Regions from separate parts of the Mus musculus genome. Here region 2 is linked to region 1. Evidence: chromatin loops called from intact Hi-C (ENCODE). Cell type or tissue: heart. All regions are shown on one strand. Links, peaks and the distances in the headings refer to the core of each region. The heading gives the core; the rest is flanking DNA.

Region 1 (7,841 bases), core at 1,630-6,629:
TTATACTCCGGGGTCTCCTGGATCTTCATTTTATTTGAAGTCTCTCTGCAAACTGGCCTTTGAAATTTCCAAGTTGTTCAGTGCAATGAGCTGAGAAGGGCTGTGCTTAAAAGAGATGAGTGAAGGTCGCAGTGGTGGTCACAAATACCTCCAGATGGCTTTTAGCCAAGCATCGAGGCAGATTTTGTAATTTAAGGAAAATCGACATGTGGCCCTTTCAGCATTTCTGAGTGTCCTCTGTCAGCTCAGCACTGTGACATTTGCTGTGTGGTGCCTGTGCACTGGACCCTGTCCACAGATAAGAACAGAGGCTGAGCCCCAGCCTAGGGGACATTCTCCAGAGGCCACCAAGAGAAGAAAAATTAGCTGAACTCAAGACTTCAGAGGCTTGAGCTTTTTGCTGTAGAGATGGTTCTGAGCATCCGAGTATCTCAGCATCTTCTCTGCATCCAGGTTATTGAATCCATACTTCATACCCAAGTCGTAGAAATGACATCCCCCAATGATGCTAACAATAGGTCATGGGCTTCCTCTGTCAGCAACAGAGAGAGTCTGGACTTTGTTCATTTACTGTAATCCTTCCCCTTCTCATTTCTGTTTCTCTTCTCGCCCAGTTCCCCTGGAGCAAAGCGGGGAAGCAGAACCATTTCCAAACACTAACAGTGTTAGTTCCGTGCTCAGAGAAAAGAGGCTTCCGAGTAATAACTTTACCCGTCCTTTAGTGCTGTGGGTCTTGGCTAGCCTTCAGGTGAGACCCCTAAAATGACCACCTTTGGACATGGGCATGCACAACCCAAAGCAGCAAACCACTAAAGGGAGTTTAGCTGCCCATGGGGAATTTGTAGCTACAGTCACCATCTCAGTGAGGACAGATATGAAGAGTCAGGCACAGAGAGTGACTAAATGTGATGATGAGTCTCTTCTGAGAAAATGGGAGGGTGTGTTTGCTCAAGGGAGGCTGTGTCTGCTGCTCTATGGGTCCATAGCCGATGCTCTAGAAGCATCGGGGAGACTCATCAGAACATTTGAACGATTCCAAAAGAAGCTTGCCACATGAATCAAGCAGAAGTGCCACACTGTAGGTCCTGGACAGAAAGTGCTTGCCCTATGACCAAGAGGACCTGAGTACAGCGCTCACTGGATAAAGACAGACACAGCATACTCTTGGAGCCCCAGGGCTGAGGACTTGGACACACAGTCCTTGGAGCTTGCTGCAGCTGGTCAAGTCAAGCTAGTTAGCGAGTTCCAGGATCAGTGCCTCAAAAGCTAAGGTAAAGAGTGATTTTGAAAATCACTCAAGGGCTGGAGAGATGGCTCAGTGGTTAAGAGCACTGACTACTCTTCCGAAGGTCCTGAGTTCAAATCCCAGCAACCACATGGTGGCTCACAACCATCTATAATAAGATCTGATGCCCTCTTCTGGTGTGTCTGAAGACAGCTACATTGTGTTCACATATAATAAATAAATCTTTAAAAAAAAAAAAAAAAAAAAAAAACACTCAAAGTTGGCTTATGGCCTCTGTATGCATGTACACAGGTTCATGCATTTCTATGCGTGCATGCCCATGAACCTATATATACACGCACACACACACACACACACACACACACACACACCTGACATACTCTAACGACTTTTGTCCCTAGGCTACGACCCATTTCCACTCCTCTGGCTCCAAACACCCATACAGAGTGATGTTCGCCATGCCCTGCTCACCCAAAGCTCCCTGTCTGTGGGGCAGATTGCCTCGCCACTAGACTGGAGGTGCTAAGACCACACAGCCCATCACAGACATTCGCCTTCCAGACCATCACAATTCCACCCCACCAGCTTTCTTCCATGACTGGCGCTGCCCACAGTGGACCCCGGGAGCTGATCATCTCTGGGCCCCCCTCTTCACTAGTTTTCTGTGAGACTTGGACACCAAACCCAAGCACACACCAGACTTCCCCCTTTCTCTTCCCACCTTGCTAAATTAGTTAGGACAGGATTGTTTATTCAAAACCAAAGTCCACCAAAATGGGAAGGAGCTTAGGAAGAAGCCCCCACCAGTGCGTAAAGAACATTTTTCCAAAGGGCTCCGGAGTCAGAGCAGGAGCGGGGTACAGGGTATGACATCATCCCTATGGTTGGTGGTCTCCTGGAGAAAGTCAGGGCATGCTGACGGGATAATAAGTCCACTATCGACCTGCGACCCCCTGAGGAAAGAAACACAAGTTCGGGGGTGGGGGGAGCCCCAGGTGGCGGCGTTTGAACCAGCAGTGAGACCACCATCAGATCCAGTCTTATCCACCTAGAAATGCGCTTGTATGGAAAAGCAAACAGGCCCGGGCCGTGCCCTTTGGACCTTTGGCAATTCTCCTTAAGCCAGCTCCTCCTATAAATGGAGCACTTTTCAAAGGGCCAGGCAGTCTCATCAGTGCCTGCAGTGGATCAAGTACCTGCCTGAGCTCCGCCTCCGAAGACCCTGTAGAGCAAGCAGCAGGGGCTAGGCCCGTGGCCAGGCCACAGCCAGGAAGCCACCCCACCATCCATCCGCCATGGGCCCACGAAAGCCTGCCCTGCGGACGCCGTTACTGCTGCTGTTCCTGCTACTGTTCTTGGACACCAGCGTCTGGGCTCGTGAGTTAGGGTGGAAGCCTGGGAGAAAGCCAGCGTGGGGACAGAGCGCTGGGCTGTGCTACAGACCACCAGTTACATCCTGGGGTAGAAACTGGTGGCAGGCTGGCTATTAGGTAGCTTGGGCTAGGTGAGAGGGAAGGCAGCCGCAGGGTCCTAGGGAGGGGGCGGGGGGTGATGAAAAAAACAAGATCTAGCAGGCTCCTGGGTTCCGGGTGAGGGCACTGTACAGGGGAGTTAGAAAGAAGGCTCTGGATAGCTCTAAGATAATTTAGGTTGTGAGGGCTCCCTCCTGTCAGGCCATGGAACCCACTGGAAAACACAAGAAAGCCAAGGTTCTCCTTTTCTCTTACAGAAGATGAAGTCCTGGAAAACTTAAGCTTCAGCTGTCCAAGTAAGGCATTTTTCACTGGCCGCCTTGGTACTTCTCACCCTGACGCTCCTCTCCATCCACCCTCCTGTGCCCCCGTTCCTCCCACGTAGAACCCGTTTGCTTGCTCGGATTAGGAAGCACTGCTCAGACCCCTGCAAGTGAAGACTTTGAGTCTCTGTGCACCCAGACTCCTCCAACAAAGGATCTCTGCTCTTTGTGTATTGCCTTTCTTGTCTGTACCAAGACTTGGTTCTGAAGTGGGGTAGCGATGAGACTGTGGGCACTGTAGAGAGACATTGCTGTGCTGTTTATCGATGACTAATCACTGATTCAGAGTATGTGAGGATGAAGAAATGCCGACTTTAACCTTTGTGCAGAACACCAGACCCCTCCACCCCTTCCTATTTACTCTACCCTAGGGGTCAGAGGATCAGGCTTTGCCGCAATACCCAGCTTCCTCCGCAGAGCGCTAGGATTGGCCTCTCCTCTGATGGGGCAGCATCTCCATCTGGTGGCCATATGGCAGTACTACATCCGGGTTCCTAACCAGTTATTTTTCTCACAATCAAAAAATTCCTGTCATGGACAGTGGAATCTGCCAGAAGTTTCTTTTTATGGAGGGGGTTTCTAGAAGTCAACCAGACAGCCTTAACAGCTAACTTTGTGTCCGGTACTTCATAGGTTCTAGTCACGATAGCATTTTCAAACTGAGAAAACACTTAGCCCTGTCCCTTTGATAACTTAAAATTTCAAAGGCTCATCACATGGATTTCTGCAGTTCCATTTAATCGATGCTTGGCCCTCCCTTTCGTGGAATCCCAAATGATTAAACACCATTCTCAGCCAAGATGGTGGCGATGTTAAGTCTATAGAGACCAATGGTGTGTAGTACAAAGTCAAGCACAACTAACTCGTGCTCAGTGACCTTTATCGCCTGTGCCACGGTCCCAATCTGCCTGGCAGCGGCTGCCTTTAGAGAGTTGTTTCATCTCCAGGGCTGACTTATTTCCTCTTCACTTTAGAAGATGCAACTCGATTCAAGCACCTCCGAAAGTACGTGTACAACTATGAAGCTGAAAGTTCCAGCGGTGTCCAGGGCACAGCTGACTCCAGAAGCGCCACCAAGATCAACTGTAAGGTACGGAGGACAAGGGCTGGAGAAACCTGCAGCTGAAGCCTAGCCTTGTTCCACCAGGAGCCCCTCATAGAACCTTCTAGCACTTCCCAGCACCTCAACTGACGATACCCCACTTGAATGAAGACTTCCAAATTTCCAGCCAAGTTTTCCTCCCATTAGCTTCCAAAGTGTAATTGGGGGGCATGGTCTAGGAAGCCAGCAGGATTGGCATGTAGATCTGACCATGAGAGAGATCCAGTGAGTACAGAAAAGAAGGTGGTCTTTGCAGGAGAACGCTGGGCATGCAACATTTATGGTGTCAAGCATAAAATGGAGAAACATTTAAATACCTGGTTTGTTCAAACGATAGGCTGCTTCTCAGGAGACTTGTTAGACACCTGTCTGTTCTCATAAAGCATAGCCAAGAGCTGCTATTGAGGTCTGTGTGGGAAGAGAAATCCATTTGCTAAGTTATCCTCTTCCCTCGTGGACCATAGTGCTGGTCTGTAGAGTTAAACGCAATGGGCATTGGCTACCTGTGGCCATTTAAGTTGAATAAATGCAACTTTTATTCTCACTGGCCATATTTCAATGTAGCCAACACACACCTGTGGCTCATGCTGCCGCATTAGGTCAGACAGCACAAACACGAGCTTCTCCATCTCACTGGAGTGTTCTGAAATGGTTCCAGAAAACAACCAAGGGTCCCTTTCAATTCTGCCCACATAGGAAGCTCTCATCAGGCTCATAGCTATGGTTTGGGGAAACGATGTCAGGAAAGCATTCGCTTTTCCTGCTTGCTATTTATTTTTGTTTGCTTCATTTACTTTTCTTAAGTCTCGCTCCATTCTGCATTTCTGCTAAGCAATCACCCCAAACTCTTTACATGTAAAGTGAGTACATTAAAAACCAACACAAGGACATTCTCCCTTCCGTGCATAGCAGATGCAAACATAAACATCTTAACATAGGAAGAAGAAAGCTAAGCCAAGACAAGGGATCCGTGAGATGTGTTTAGAACATGTGGTTCTGGTGACTCTCTGACCATAACCCAAATACTTTCCCCTCCATGTCCTGATTGGAGACTGGGCTGCAGAAATATGTCCTATTCTAGATGGAGAACATCAATGTATTATTACTTTCTGTTCTCAGGTAGAGCTGGAGGTCCCCCAAATCTGTGGTTTCATCATGAGGACCAACCAGTGTACCCTTAAAGAGGTGTATGGCTTCAACCCTGAGGGCAAGGCCTTGATGAAGAAAACCAAGAACTCTGAAGAGTTTGCAGCTGCCATGTCCAGGTAAGGTGTGGGATTATGTCTTTTAAGTATCTGAGCTTTGTGAACACTACATGAGTTGACCGTGGTACATGCGCATATGCATGGGTCCGAGGGGATACTAGTGTGTGCGCTCATGTCAGGCATGCCTTTGAGTGCTGACATTTGTATTCAGTGCTTACCACAGATCAGGATGCTGTGAAGTTTTCACATCTATCTAAAACAGGGAAGTATTATCGACTCTCCTCTACTTAAGCTCCCTTGATTATCATTTAAATTGTTCTTCTAACAGATCTCATGGTTGAAGCACTTTTAAGGCTATAAAGCTGAGATGGTTTGTTTAAACAAGCGAGATCTTGTTTATAGAATCAAACGAGGGGATGCCTGGGGGCCTTCAGGTGGATCAGGCAGCAGTTGCTACTCTGAGATCATAAGGCTGTGTGGACCCCTATATGTTTGAGAGTGTGGCATCCGTTCAACACAGGACAAAGGGCCAGCAGTACCTTAGCAGTCTCCTACCCATGACTGCTATGCAGCCACTGTGCACTGAAGACCAGTGTTGTCATTTATAGCTGGCATCTCTCCCAACACAACAGTGACAGTGCAGGACAATAAGTATTTTCAACACCACCCTTGCCTTACACCACTTAGTTTAGGAAGCCTTACGTGAATGGAATACAGGTAGATGCAGGGATGTTAACGTGGTAGTAGGGGGATACTTTCCTTTGCCTATTTTTAGATTTGCTAAATGTCAAAACCTAGTCCTTTCCCTGAGAAATAGGCAACAAAAAAAATGTTCCTGTCTTCTGTCAGAACATATTACTTTATTAGAGACTTAGATGAGAGGGGAAAGCTGCGGCGGCAGGAGAGAGTGGCTGCTATTCTATGGTCCTTTCTCAGCTATAAACACAAGAGACTCCTCCTCCTGACCACAAGGACTTGCCAGGCTTGTGCTGCTGTGTCTAGAATATTCTGAGAGGTTCAGAGCTATGGGAGATGGACCTGGTTCTCTTCCCCTGTGAACTTCAGAGCCTTGACAGCTCAAGCAATCCCCAAGAGAAAGGCAGCACCCACCTAAGATCATAGTTAACCTGAACTTCCATCTTGGCCTGAGAGTGGATTAAAAAGTGAACATCTGACAACTGTATGAAGAGAAACTCAGATTCACTGGAAGTGGAGAAATGCAAATAATGTATTAGGAGAGAATTTCTCACTCCACACCCATTAAGCTGCAGAAGTTGAGACAGTACTCATTGCTAGAGGGAAGAATAGTATATTTTCATACACTAGTGGTAGAAATTAAAGCCACAGGGCAATACTGATATTTATATATCCAGTTGATAATATTTGTACTTTGACATAACAATTCTCATCTCTAGAACTCTGTCCCATCTACATAAAAACAGTCATGTGTGAAAATAGATGTGTATGTGGATGATTCTTTCAATATCATCTGGGTGACCACAAAATAAACCCAGGAAGAGAGGATGACAATGCTCTCAAATGGTGCATTGTTTTTTGTTGTTGTTGTTTTTGTTTTGTTTTATTTTTTTTAATTAGGTATTTTCCTCATTTACATTTCCAATGCTATCCTAAAAGTCCCCCATACCCTTCCACCCACTCCCCTACCCACCCACTCCCACTTTTTGGCCCTGGCATTCCCCTGTACTGGAACATATAAAGTTTGCATGTCCAATGGGCCTCTCTTTCCAGTGATGGCCGACTAGGCCATCTTTTGATACATATGCAGCTAGAGACACGAGCTTCGGGGTACTGGTTAGTTCATATTGTTGTTCCACCTATAGGGTTGCAGATCCCTTTAGCTCCTTGGGTAATTTCTCTAGCTCCTCCATTGGGGGCCCTGTGATTAAATGCTGCATTGTTTAAGGAACCATATATAAACAAAGAACATGATGCTGTGTAAAGTTTAGTAAAGACTCGAGTGGAGCTACACCAAGTGATTCAGATGTTTCTGGAATATATTAAATAAGAAAATCACAATCCAGATGAAGAAAGCACACATAGTGCAGTGTCCTCCCTGTAAAACATGGCAAGATCTCTGGGTTGTCATCCTCCCGAGTCTGTATGGAGTCATATGAACAGGAGCTGATATTGAAGGACACACAGTGATGCCCACAGAAACAGGGAGACTGGAGGAAGACATGGGGAGCAGGGATGGGGTGGGGGATGAGCCCAGACAAAAAATTTAAAAGGCAAGAAAAAAGAAAGAAAAACTTACCATTATCTGAAGACTTTGGGGGAATGTATGGGAATGGAAACATGTGTATAAAGAAAATCCATCGAAAGAAGAACCACAGAGGAGCTTCCCACGTCCCCAGCTCCCTCTGTGGGCTCTCAGTGGAAGGATGGCTTTTCTGTGAACATGTGACTCCTTTCTCCTGGGCAGGTACGAACTCAAGCTGGCCATTCCTGAAGGGAAACAAATTGTTCTTTACC
Region 2 (6,882 bases), core at 1,136-6,135, 74 kb before region 1:
GTAACGACCTACAGGGATCCCAGAGATCGAGTCTGTGAAAGGCCGTTGCCCGGAAGCTAAAAGACATGGGCGTTGGGGGCCAGGGCAAGGCACAGGCTGACCATGAGTAGAGACTAAACTTACCAACAACCGCAGTGCAGGCCAGGCCCCTCTTTTGTGAACACCGCCAGGGGCCAAAATGTCAGCGAGCTCTGGGCTTGCTCGTGCCTTTTGTGACCTGAGGATGCCCAGTTGCTGAGCCAGAGGCCACGTGCAAAGAAGATGGCTGACAAGCTGCACGAGGGAGGATCTCGCTCACTGGATGGATACACAGTGAAGGTTGCAAATACCCAGCCCTGAGCAGTTTGAACTCCAAATGGGCATCCTTCAGCCTCGTGACTCAGGGGGTGGCATAGGGTGGACTGGCAAGTTTGTAAAAATCTGGCATAGCTTATAGGGGTGTGTCACACTGCTATGGCGGAAAGGGTATCACTCTGGGTCTCTTTTTGCCCAATGGTTGATCAAGAAGAAAGACTCAGCCTGCTGTGACTATTCATGATAGAAACCCAGAAGTCACAGTGAATGTTTAGTGAAAAGAATAACTGCTATCGATTTATACATTTCTCTAGGTTTTTATTTTATCGGCATAGTTTTCATAATTCCGTTATTCTAATGTGTGTGTGACTGTTTCCAGCTTTATTCTGTATTTTGCTTTTATCATTTCCTTTCTTATTGACAAGTTTTTGTTACTATCTTTTGGTTAATCTCTCTGTTTTCCATTTCACGTTTCTTCCCCTTGGCTATCGTTGCCTTTTTTTTTTTTTTTCCCATTTCTTTGAATTTGATCAATAGTTTGTTCTTATCTTCTTCAGTGGAATTTTTATTGTTTTCATCTTAAACGTTTTTTGTTTCCTGAAAAATGTATTTAGCAAATTTCCTTTTAGACAAAGCTAATAAATTCTAAAAATCTAAAACCAATGTCTTTCACTTTGTCATAAATACTACATGTGCCTTGCGCATCCTGTCACCAGTAGATCCTCTACTTTATCATACTTTCCTTACTGAAATCTGATGGAGAGAGTCTCTGGGAAGATCTTGTGAGCAATGCATCCCACTTCAAATGTCACTATAAAGGCTGTCTCTGCCAAAAAAAGACTTCTGAGTCTGGGTAAAGTGCCAGACCCAAGGGCAATCAGAATCATTTTAAAGGGCTCAGTCCCTAGATTCTAGCATTTTGTGTGTACTCTTTAATGATAATAGTCTATCTAAGGGCCCAAGGCAACTGCAAGCCAGAAACACTTGGACAGGTTTCATGTTCTCCTTTCCTTCCCTTGTTGTCCCATTCACAGTTCACAAAACCAGAATATGTTTCTGCCATTCCTGTGTATTATTGTTCATATTCCCAGAGTGTAAATTTCCCTCAAATACCCAATAGACAGATATTCAAAATATTTGCATCAGCAAAAATTCTTGTGACTTATCCTATATTGTTTGTATTCTGTGAGAGGCAAACACAGCATTAGCAACACTATACGCTGGCACACACTGAATTGTTAATAGACATGCTGAAAGCCAAGCCAGGGGAGAGTTACCAGATTTAGCAAGTAAAAATATGGGATGTAATTAAAGTTGAATGTCAGATAAGCAGACGATAATTTAGTATAAATACACTATTAAAACACTGTGAGCTGTCTTCCTGAGATACAAATTTAACTGAGAATTCTTGTTTTCTCTGGAAACCCTAGAAAAAGTAAGAATACTGTGGTCATCCATCTCTTTGATGACTTTTCGAGCCAATACAATATGCCTGAGGGATAGCTCTGGTATAGAAAACCCAAGAATGTAGGCAAATGATTTAAGAGAAGGAGTACCTGATTTTATATAGCATATATACCCCAACTTAGTGATTGTGTACAAATGAACACTACAAAATAAGGTGTATAAACTTATTATACCCAAGATCTGATTGTTGCCACTGTCTACCTGTTAAAAAAATTGCTAACTATATGTTGCAGATGAATGAACTATAGTGTGTGATGTCATATAATCACTGAAATAAAAAGTCTTGGGGAAAGCATATGGAAAATAATAGTATATTTCTGCATATATCTATTAAATAAGGCACTTGTATAAAGGGTAAAACATGCAATTTGTTAATTTTTTTAAGCTTTTTAGGAATTAAGAAAATGGGTAAGCTAGTGTCTAAGTAAAAATTTATTTTTCAAGGCAAGTAGTCTAATTTTAGTACTTAAAAAAAAAAGGTCCAAGTATCTGGGTGACCCATCCATCAATCATTAGAGATATGAGAATTTAAGGATCACTAAATTCAATCATGCCTTCTTACCTTAACAGTGTCTCTCACCTGTGATAACAAGTAGGGACATGATTATTGTTATTAATTTATGTTTGTTTCTCCAACACGATTTATGGAAACAATGCCAAACACATTGTCTATCCTCAGTGAATCCAAATGAGTGATTGAAGAGGCAAATGTACGCATGCATAGGTTGTATTTGGAGTTCTGAGAGTTCTGGTCTACCAAGGCACAGAGCAGGGAAGGAGCTATGACAGTGGATGGGCAGCGTGCTGGCGACCACAGGTGTTCCTTGGGTTTGCAGGTTGTCTCCTCTCTCTTTTCCTCCATTTTCTCCAAGGTTATGTTTTATAAACATAAAAATAAATATAAACCTTAACTGAGACTATAACACAGAGCATCTGACTGCTGTTACCCACATTCTTCTCAGGGGCAATGATTTTCTTAGCACACAAATTTTTGGTAGTAGGTAAGTTCCTTCATCTCAGTAACCAATGAGAAACAGCCAACACAGCTCTTCTCAGAGCCCACCATTGAAACATTAATTTTCTTTTCTTGTTGCCCAGCTTAATATTTCATCTAACTGTTCCACATCCAACATGTTACATACTTTGGTCACAGCTACAAATGCATTTCCTCTCCCTCTCATGTTTCAACAGCCTACGGTTATATGTGTCTTCTGCCCACTTTCTAGAATGTTAGACCTAACTAAATTCACTGATGTCTGGTTTTCAAAGTAAGCAGAAAGACTGAGAGAGCCAGAGACAGTTGTTGACTACAAAGAAATGGTGCTTTTTGGGCACAGTAGTGTCTGTGCTCATATGAATTGACAGCAGTTGTTACACAGAAGCCGGACAACTTCAAGACAGACAAAATTCCATGAAAGAGGTAGGTACCAATTCAAACCCTTAGATGGAGATCTACTGGTAACTGATAGCTGTTGGGAGAGGTGGAGTCAATTTTATTTAAGTGTGTGGTCCCTCATAGGTCAACCACACTCCCATGGATGCTCACCCACCAGAATTATACCAACAACAGAAACAGGACTTCATGTTTGTTTTTTCTCACTAAATGAGAACACAAAGCTGGGTGGTTAAGGGGACAGGAGTTGGATATGAACAAAATACCTTGTATAAAATTCTCAAAGAATCAAGAGCAATAATAAGAAAGTCTTTTGTATTTAGCCATCATAGAAGAGGGGGCAGAAAAAATATAAGAGAGGATGAGGAGGAATTGTTTGAAATACTGTCTTTTGAGCAACACAGCTGTGGCATGCCGGGACTTACCGAAGCTGTGGTTGTTTGTACACGATCAAGCCAACTAAAATCCAGCGTGGATAGAGAAGGGGTCTCAGATGTCTTGCCCCTAACTGAGGATCAAGAAGGAGAGTAACATTTTTGCAGGAATATGTACCTATTGGTAGATTGCTATGCCCCAGTGTGTGGGTATACAGGCAATATTAATTGGATTCAATAACATTTGTTTAAAATAAAAGAACCTGATGAAGCTGGGAGGGAGCGATCCTAGGGGAGCCCTAGGAGAGCTGAAGCAGTGAGAGGAGAGGAGGTGGATATGATCAAGATGCATTCTATGTGCCTTTTCTTTTTCTTTTCTTTCTTTCTTTATTTATATTAGATATTTTCTTTATTTACATTTCAAATGTTATCTCCTTTCCTGGTTTCCCCTCTGAAAACCCCCTTACCCACCCCCCTCCCCCTGCTCACCAACCCACCCACTCCAGCTTCCCTGACACTGCATTCCCCTACACTGGGGCAAATTAGACACTTTTTTGTCTTGCCACCAGAAGGCAGCACTGACTTTGCTAGTGACTGTTTTACTGGAAGTGTCAGAGTCACCCTGCAAATTCTTAAAGGGAGATGTTTCTTCTACTTATGGTGTAGTTAAATTTCATCATTTCCTTTTCAAACTCGGGGGAGCGTGGACAATCCAATACCTGTGGCAGTGTGTTTCTTGGTACAGTTTAGAAAGAAGAGAATCTCTGAAGCCAACACATTGTCTCTTCCTTTGTTCTGGCATACCCCTCTCCTGTGCCCAAACTCCCCCCTCTCATGTCAATGGCTCTTAAAGAAATCATTCAAACTGTAAGCAATGGGTTAGGGACTAGTCAGCAGAGTGTAGCTATAATATTTAATAGACACAGTTTAGTATCTCAACCAAAGAATAAGTACATGGAAAGACAGCATTGCTTCCAATTCATTCTATTCTATTCTGTTCTGATTCGGAGTGCCTTCCTCCTGGACAGACTTGGCCCGAATACTCAGGTCCTCTTCTCCACTGTGCCCTGTGAGCTCCTGCACTAGCCATTCGCTAAGGTCCACCCGTCCATCACAGCTCTGCTCCATTTCCTGTTCACACAACTCTTCCTCATCCAACAGTGAGTGAATGTGCCCTCTTCCGGGTGGATAAAGCCAGCTTCACCCCTTTCTCTTCAACTCCTACCCTATCATTTTCTACTCTAAATTCTCAAAGAAAATTCCTGAATTATTTCTAACCCCCGTGGACTTGGAAGCATGACCTCTTGCCTTTCTCCTTATCCCGAAAGTCTCACAGCATCCATGGCCAGCCAAATCCAGTGGGTTGGCATCTGAATTTACTTCTTGAGACCCAAACATATTCTCAAATTTATGCACACACTTTTATGTTCTTCTCCTGTCGGAATCGTGAAAAGAACTGGGGGCTTAAGGGGGGAAGCAGAGACTTAAGACCCCAGAGACCAGCATCCGTGTGCAAATCTAATTTTATTGTTTAGTATAAAACTTAAATACAATTTTCGGCCAATAACGGTGCGGTTGCGTAATCCATGGGAGATTGATTACACTGTCCTGCTGAATTTAATTTGCTTGCCCGTGACTCTGTAGGGGAGAGGAGATTTTCCGTGAAGACTGAGGAAGCAAATCAGCCATCACCCTGGACGTGGGTCCTTTGTTCTGTCTCACTGGTTTTCCAGGAGCCACTTGAGATATCAGGCTGTGTAGAGCTGGAACAGGATTCCCTGAGCAGGTGCAAGAGACCAAGACATCTTGCTTTCCAACCCACTTCTTCCTCCACTGGGGTCACTCTCACATCCCCGAATTCTACTGTTTCAGATTTTCTTCTCTTTCCTTCTGATTCCTAACTGAAGTTTCTCTGTCATTTGGTTCGTTTTATAAGCAAGGCCTCTTCAAACATCCTGCCTGACGGTTAAGAAACAATCTTAAATGTCATTTAGATCTATTTCTATCTCACCAATAGGACAAAAAAAAATGGTCATCTCTCCATAAAGGCTGCACACATAGGCAGCAGGCCAGCCTCTTTGTAAAAATATACAGGAAGTGTCCTTGTGAGCTTGCCAAGTGGAAATTAAAGAGCAGTTAATATTTCCTAGAATAGCTATGATTTTGAGCTGTAGGGAAATAAGACAAAATACAAGTAAACATTTTTAAAAATTAAATTAATTTCCTAGGAAAGTCATTGTGATCTTTTTAAAGAAGAATCCTTTTAGAAGTTGGAAATTGAATTGTAATAAATAATACATACTGCTGGCTCATTTGCACTACGGATTACAGAAGTACAAAAGTAGATATTACTATGTGGCCCTATTGCGATGGCATACAAAAGTTTAAAATGAAGTCCTTGAATTAACCAGGCAAAGGTAGCATATGTACAAAGGCAGGAAGCATCTCCAATATACTTCAGACCCCTTCCTGATTACAAAGCAGAACAGCTACTTTCATGATGTTCTCTGTGTCCTCTAAAAATGTCAAGGTAAATTGGATCAAATATAAAATTTGAAGTCCAGTGAGTCGCCAAAAATATACATATAAGCATCTGGCAAGAATGTGGGAATTTTAGTATTATTGATACAAAACAACTTTTGCAACCTTACACCCTGGAAATGATTTTATACATTTTATCCACAACTGTCAAGAACTATGGTCCCAATTTATTAAGCTTACTGACTTTCTCCCCCAGTACCAAGGATGGAAGTCATGGCTACATTGCATATGTCAATAAAATACTCTGCCTATGAGTTAGAATCACATCACTGGCCTTCATTATATTTAACCAGTTCTCTGGTTTTTTTCTGATTACCACCATCCTCTCTCTGTCTCTGTCTCTGTCTCTCTTTCTCTGACTCTCTATCCTCTGTGTGTGTGTGTGTGTGTGTGTGTGTGTGTGTGTGTGTGTGTGTGTGTATGTGTGTGTGTTGCTAGGATGCTGGCAATGAAACTCAGGGCCTTTCATATCCTGGGCTAGTGTCTTCTTACTGAGATACCCCCAAACCAGATGCTTATTTCTCTATAGGCCAAATGTTTACTTTCAATATTTTTAGCTAGACGTTCTCTATATGCATTGCATGTGATATATTTCCTCTGTTCTTAAACATTTAACTTGCCTAAACATGCCAAGGCCTTCACTGTGAGTGCACATATACTCCTACTGTTCACACTAGTCAAGTTATGGTGTCAGTGTGGCTGCCCTTCAACAGAAGACTAGATAAAGAAATTGTGGTATATCTACACAATAAAGCTTTATTCAATCATAAAGAATTATTCCATTTGCATGAAAGTAGATGTAACTAGAGATCA

What was found. A loop is a pair of places that touch in the nucleus more often than their neighbours do. Peaks named below come from ENCODE experiments on the same cell type or tissue, not always from the same donor. Only the 100,000 strongest peaks of a DNase experiment are listed, where the experiment ranks them.
Region 2: it touches region 1 in a loop (6-fold over the local background); 6 of 42 quality-filtered maps call a loop at or near these places.

Annotation. Positions count from the first base shown.
Region 1 is chr12:7,975,238-7,983,078 of GRCm38, forward strand. It overlaps Apob (apolipoprotein B), which reads left to right and starts at 2,440. Exons shown (of 29, transcript NM_009693.2): 1 at 2,440-2,623; 2 at 2,976-3,014; 3 at 4,016-4,131; 4 at 5,263-5,408; 5 at 7,792-7,841. The coding sequence starts at 2,542. In heart, for the core only: a CTCF peak has its summit at 3,506 (motif pointing left); no DNase peak of the experiment used is centred there; H3K4me3 peaks cover 292 bases.
Region 2 is chr12:7,901,429-7,908,310 of GRCm38, forward strand. No RefSeq gene overlaps it. Among named protein-coding and RNA genes, the nearest start is that of Apob, 73 kb to the right of the region's middle. In heart, for the core only: a CTCF peak has its summit at 4,102 (motif pointing right); no DNase peak of the experiment used is centred there.